Linked DNA regions of Homo sapiens: region 1 is linked to region 2. The links are chromatin loops, found by intact Hi-C in ENCODE. Cell type or tissue: CD4-positive, alpha-beta T cell. All regions are shown on one strand. Each heading gives the region's core, and the rest is flanking DNA. Links, peaks and the distances in the headings are about the cores only.

The links. Peaks named below come from ENCODE experiments on the same cell type or tissue, not always from the same donor. Only the 100,000 strongest peaks of a DNase experiment are listed, where the experiment ranks them.
Region 1: a loop joins it to region 2, with 2.1 times the contacts of the local background. A loop is called at or near these places in 7 of 110 quality-filtered maps.

What each region holds. Positions count from the first base shown.
Region 1 is chr11:68,854,308-68,857,214 of GRCh38, forward strand. All of the region lies in intron 1 of LOC124902700 (a long non-coding RNA gene), which reads left to right. Among named protein-coding and RNA genes, the nearest start is that of LINC02701, 13 kb to the right of the region's middle. RefSeq lists a silencer at 1,283-1,342. In CD4-positive, alpha-beta T cell, for the core only: CTCF peaks have their summits at 1,281 and 1,481; a DNase peak (open chromatin) is centred at 1,304; H3K4me3 peaks cover 581 bases; H3K27me3 peaks cover 1,191 bases.
Region 2 is chr11:68,593,460-68,596,366 of GRCh38, forward strand. It overlaps PPP6R3 (protein phosphatase 6 regulatory subunit 3), which reads left to right. Exons shown (of 24, transcript NM_001164161.2): 19 at 2,638-2,759. Among named protein-coding and RNA genes, the nearest start is that of GAL, 90 kb to the right of the region's middle. In CD4-positive, alpha-beta T cell, for the core only: no CTCF peak of the experiment used is centred there; no DNase peak of the experiment used is centred there.

The DNA of each region.
Region 1 (2,907 bases), core at 87-2,586, 260 kb after region 2:
ATAGACATAATGCCTTCCTCCGCTGTGCTTGCAGTGAGGCTTCTTCCTTGTCTAAGACCCACCCGTCTCTCCCCCCTCGCCGCTCCAGTCCGAAACTGCGATTGTCCTGTTTCTGGGGTCCTGGGCGTCTCCAACCCCCCAAAACGTTTGTGCATTGGAAAAATGGGGAATTGGCTGGGCGCTCATTGGCTGCCGGAGAAGCTAATTGTTTCCTTGAAGTCACAGGTTTCGGACGGAGGAAAGAAGAGTTGGGGTATTCTGGCGGTAGGGACCGGTGGGGAGGAGGAAGTGACCCTCCTCTAAGGCCCAGGGTCGGGGGAGGTGGGGAGGGAGCGGCCGACCGGCCGAATAGCGCTGCTTTCTTTGTTTTTCATGCAACATAATTCCATGGCCAGTCCAGGCGCTGCAGCCCCCTCCCCTGCCGGCCCCGGCGCCCGCGCAGGACCGCAGAGGGGCTGGGGGTCCAGGGCGCAGTCTAGTTCCAGGGCGCCCGCGCAGCCGCGGGTCCTTCCCTCTGGGAAGGAGCTGGCGGAGGCTAGGGAGGGGGCGTGCGGGTGTCCCCCGCCTTCCTCAGCTCCTCTAAGCGCCCATGGAGAGCCCCAGTTCCGTCCCAGGCTCTCCCTCGGCTCCTCTTTTTATTTATTTATTTATTTGTTTGTTTGTTTATTTATTTATGATGGAGTCTCGCTCTGTCGCCCAGGCTGGAGCACAATGGCATGATCTCGGCTCACTGCAACCTCTGCCTCCCCGGTTCAAGCGAATCTCCTGCCTCAGCCTCCTGAGTAGCTGGGATTACAGACGCTCGCCACTACACCCGGCTAATGTTTGTATTTTTAGTAGAGACGGGGTTTCACCATATTGGCCAGGCTGGTCTCGAACTCCTGACCTCGTGATCCGCCCGCCTCGGCTTCCCAAAGTGCTGGGATCCTCGGCTCCTCTTTTGCAGACGAGGAGGCGCAGGGGCGAGTGGGGAGGGCGTCCTCGGTGAGCGCGCGAATACCCTCCTGAGTCAGCTGGGTCGGCGGCGGCTGGCAGGAGAGGCCCCCCACGGCCGGGGCGATAGCTGAAGGTGGAGGTTGACCCAGGCTGCGCCCGGGTGGAAGAAGTTAGACTGCAGGAGGGACCAGCGGGCATTGGCGTGAACCCCTCAGTCGCCCCTCCAGAGTGTGAAATTGCCTCTTTGCCCGACGCCGGGCTGGGACTGGGGGTGGGGAGAGACGGAGCAGGGATGGCCGCCCGCTGCCCGGTGCGCTTCCCGGAGCTGCGCAGAGCCCCGAGACCCGGAGGGAGGACCGAGCGCGCTGCGCGAGCACCCCCGGTCGCCTGCCGGCGCTCAGCACCGAGCACTTTTTCCTGCTCCGGGTGTTCTCGGTCCACCCTGCAGCCCAGCCCCGGCGGACCCGCCCCCGGCCCGGCCCAGCGTCCCCAGGGGCTCCCGGCCCACCCCGTCCGTTCTGGAGCGAGAGTTCACTCCCCGGGCTGACTGCTCCAAGCCCCCTTTATTAGAAGCATTCCTTGTGGAAAAACAGGAAACACTGACCTGTAAAACAAAACGCTTATTAAAATCGCCTGGAATCTTGTTGCCTGATTAGCATGCCGCTCTGCTTCCTGTTTTTGGTCTGTGCTACTTTCCATATAGTTTTCTCAACTCTTTTTGTGCGCGCTAACAAAATGGAAGTCACTTGGTATATAAGCGTTTCTGCTCGTTATTTTTTAACATTTATATTTATAAACGTTGTTTTCCTCGAGTAATAAATACAATCTCTTGAGAAGACACCGAAACTGAACAGCGAAGCCCCGTGGCCCCTCTCCCTCCCACACCCTTCCACTCCCCCTCTGGAAGTAAGCACAGTTGTGAGTCGGCTGTGTATTCTCCCAGTCTTTTTCGCATTTTATGTACCGTATATATATCTAGAAATACATAGTTTTATTTAGGAGTCGCTTTAATGTAAAGCAGATGGGGTTGTAGATACAGTTCTAGAACGGGCTTTCCCCCACTTAACAGTGAGTTTGGAAATTGCTTGGCCTAGACCTGCTTGTTTCTTTTTTTTTTTTTTTTTCTTGAGACGGAGTCTCTTGTTGCCCAGGCTAGAGTGCAGTGGCACGATCTCAGCTCACTGAAACCTCCGCCTCCCAGGTTCAAACGATTCTCCTGCCTCAGCCTCCCAAGTAGCTGGGAGTACAGGCATGCGCCACCACACCCGGCTAATTTCGTATTTTTAGTAGAGATGGGGTTTCGCCATGTTAGTCAGGCTGGTCTTGAACTCCCGACCTCACGTAATCCGCCCACCTTGGCCTCCCAAAGTGCTGGGATTACAGGCGTAAGCCACCGCGCCTGGAAGGGACCTGCTTCCTTCCTGACTGCATAATAGATGTACCACTCACAGCTGGAATGCGCCTTCGTTTATTTCAAGCATTCTCTGTTGTTTTTAGTTTGATTCCAGCTTTTCTCTATCCAACCCTTCAGCCCCTGTGTGCACCTGCTAAACTCCAGGCCTCTCCTAGGTGCAGGGAGTGTGTGCAGTCGGGAACAAACAGACACATTCCACCATCGCGGGGCTTGGGCCTGCAAGGGCAATGAACCAATACACCGGAGGTGGGTGAGGAGGGGATATTTTATTTTCTGAGAAGAGGATATATTGGGATCATTACTATGGTTCAAATACCAGATCAAAATTAAAAAGTATCTAGAGGCCACGTGCGGTGGCTCACGTCTGTAATCCCAGCACTTTGGGACACCAAGGTGGACAGATCACTTGAGCAGCAGTTGGATACCAGCCTGGGCAACATGGCAAAACCCCATCTCCACAAAAAATTACAAAAGTTAGCTGGGCGTAGTGGTGCTCGCCTGTAGTCCTGTAGTCCTAACTACTCAGGAGGATGAGGTGTGAGGATAGCTTGAACTCA
Region 2 (2,907 bases), core at 146-2,645:
CTGGTTTGAGGCCTATAATGTCACTTGAAGATAGATTGTGATGTTAAAGGTGCATACTGTAAACCCTAAAATAGTCACTAAAATAACAAAACGAAAAGTTATTGTTAATAAGCCAACAAAGGAAATAAAATCAAATCATAAAATACAAAAGAAAGCAGAAAAAGAACAAAGGGCAGCCTGGACAAACAAAACTACTGAGCAGCAGAATGATAGAGTTAGTCCTAAATAACCATGTGAAACAAACGATGCAGACACCCTCATTTAAAAGACAGAGATTGGCTGGGCACAGTGGTTCACACCTAGAATCCCAGCACTTTGGTTGGCCAAGGCAGATGGGTTGCTTGAGCCCAGGAGTTTGAGACCAGCCTAGGCAACATGGCAAAACCCTGTCTCTACAAAAAATACAAAAATTAGCTGGGCATGGTGGCGTGTGCCTGCTGTGAGGCGAAGCAGGAGGATTGCTGGGAAGTCGAGGCTACAGGGAGCCAAGATAAAAAAACAAAAAACAAAGATGGTCAGTTTGGATAAAAAATGAGGCCTAATTAATGCTGCCTATGGGAAATGATTTAAATACAAAGAAACAAGTATATATGAAAACACAAAAAAGAACAAGATATGTTAACACTAAGAAAAAGCCAGAAGGTCTGTATTAATCTCAAAAGATTTCAAAGGAAAGGGATAAAGAAAGTGATATAATGATAAAGGGGTCAATTCATTAAGAGGACATAGCAACTTTAAATGTTTACACAACCTAATAACTGCATTCTAGCCTAAGCGATATAGACCCCCGTCTCTTAAAAAAGGGGGAGAGAGAGAGAGAGAGAGAGAGAGAGGAGAGAGGAGAGAGAGAGAGAGAGAGAAAAAGAGAGAGAGAGTGAGAGAGAGAGTGAGAGAGAGAGAGAGTGAGTTAAATATGACTGGGCATGGTGGCTCATGCCTACAATCCCAGCACTTTGGGAGGCCAAGGCAGGAGGCTCTCTTGAGCCCAGGAGTTCGAGACCAGCTCGAGGAACATAGGGAGACCCCATCTCTATTTTTTTAAAAAAAGAAAAAATTTAAATATGTAGGGACAAATCTCACAAAACATGTCCAAGACCTGTATGCTGAAAAGCCTAAAGCATAGCTGAGATAAAGACAACTTGGTAAATGTTTATAAGTAGGAAGACTCAGTATTATAATACTAAGCTGCCAGCTCTCCTCCCCAGGTTGAATCTATAGATTCAACACAAACAAAATCCTTCCAGCCTTTTTTGTAGCTATTAACAAGCTGCTTCTTAAATTCATATGGAAATGAAAAGGATCTAGAATAGCCAAAGCAACTCTTATAGAGAACAACAAAATTGGAGGACAAACACTACCTTATTTTAAAATTCAATAGTTAAAACAGTATGATATGGGCAAGAAGGTAGGGCATAGATCAGTGGAACAGAATAGAGAGCCCATAAATACAGGCCTACGCATATATGGACAACTGACTTTTGATAGAGGCGAAAGGCAATTCAGTGAAGAAAGGATAGTCTTTTCAACAAATGGTGCTGGAACCATCAGGCATCCATATTCAAAAAAGTGAACTGATTCGTACCTCTTACTATATAATACATTAACTCAAAATGGATCTTAGACCCAAATGTGAAACATTAAACTATAAAACTTCTACAAGAAAACTTAGAAAATCATTGTGACCTTGAGTTAGACAAAGATTTCTTAGATGTATCACCAAAAACACAATACATAAAAATAATTTTTTTTTTTTTTTTTTTTTTTTTTTTTTTGGAGACGGAGTTTTGTTCTTCTTGTCCAGGCTGGAGTGCAGTGGCGTGATCTCAGCTCACTGCAGCCTCTGCCTCCCAGGTTCAGGTGATTCTCCTGCCTCAGCCTCTGGAGTAGCTGGAATTACAGGTGCCCGCCACCACACCCAGCTAATTTTTGTATTTTTAGTAGAGATGGGGTTTTGCCATGTTGGCCAGGCTGGTCTCAAACTCCTGACCTCAGGTGGTCTGCCCGCCTCAGCCTCCCAAAGTGCTGGGATTACAGGCGTGAGCCACCATGCCCATCCATAAAAGAATGATTTTAGTAAGCCGAACATCATCAAAATTTAAAATTTTCACTCTTCAAATGACACTTTTAATAGAATGAAACGACAAACCATGCACTGGGAGAAAACATTTGCAAATGACACATTAGATAAAAGACTTGTGTATAGAGTTAAGAAATCTCTTTACTCAAGAAAAAGACAATTCAGTTTTTAAAAAGCACAAAAGTGTGAAAAGACAGTTAAGATATAAGATGGCAAATAAGCATTTAAAAAGATGCTCAACCTCCTTGGTCATTAGGAAAGTACAAATGAACACCACAGTGAAATGAACACCTCCACCCCTTCGAGAAGGTGGTTCTTAGATTGTGGCCTCCACTTTAAGCAGAGCCCATGTGTTCCTGTGGTGGAGGCTTAGTGTGAGGTTGGGCAGCACGCACGCAAAGCTGAGTCTTCCCGGGCATCCTGACCACGTGGTGCTCAGACAGATGTGATCCTGCTGAAGCACCACAGGACCTTTTGTTGCTGGATGACTGTTAGAATTTTCTGGATTTAGCTGGTGGCTGATAAGCAGTGTTAAATACTTGGGTCTTGTTTTTCCTTAGCTCGGGGAGTACAGACAGTGAGGAAAGTACAGACTCTGAAGAAGAAGATGGAGCAAAGCAAGACTTGTTTGAACCCAGCAGTGCCAACACGGAGGATAAAATGGAGGTGGACCTGAGTGAACGTAAGTGGATTCATTCTTCAGATCAGCTGCCCTGTGTTGGAATTAGGTATTGTGAACAATTGGCAAAGGAGCAGTTCACAGCATCTGAGATGATATCTGAAGGAAAGGTTGGGTTGAAGCGTGTTGTCAAGTGAATTCCTCTTGGAGG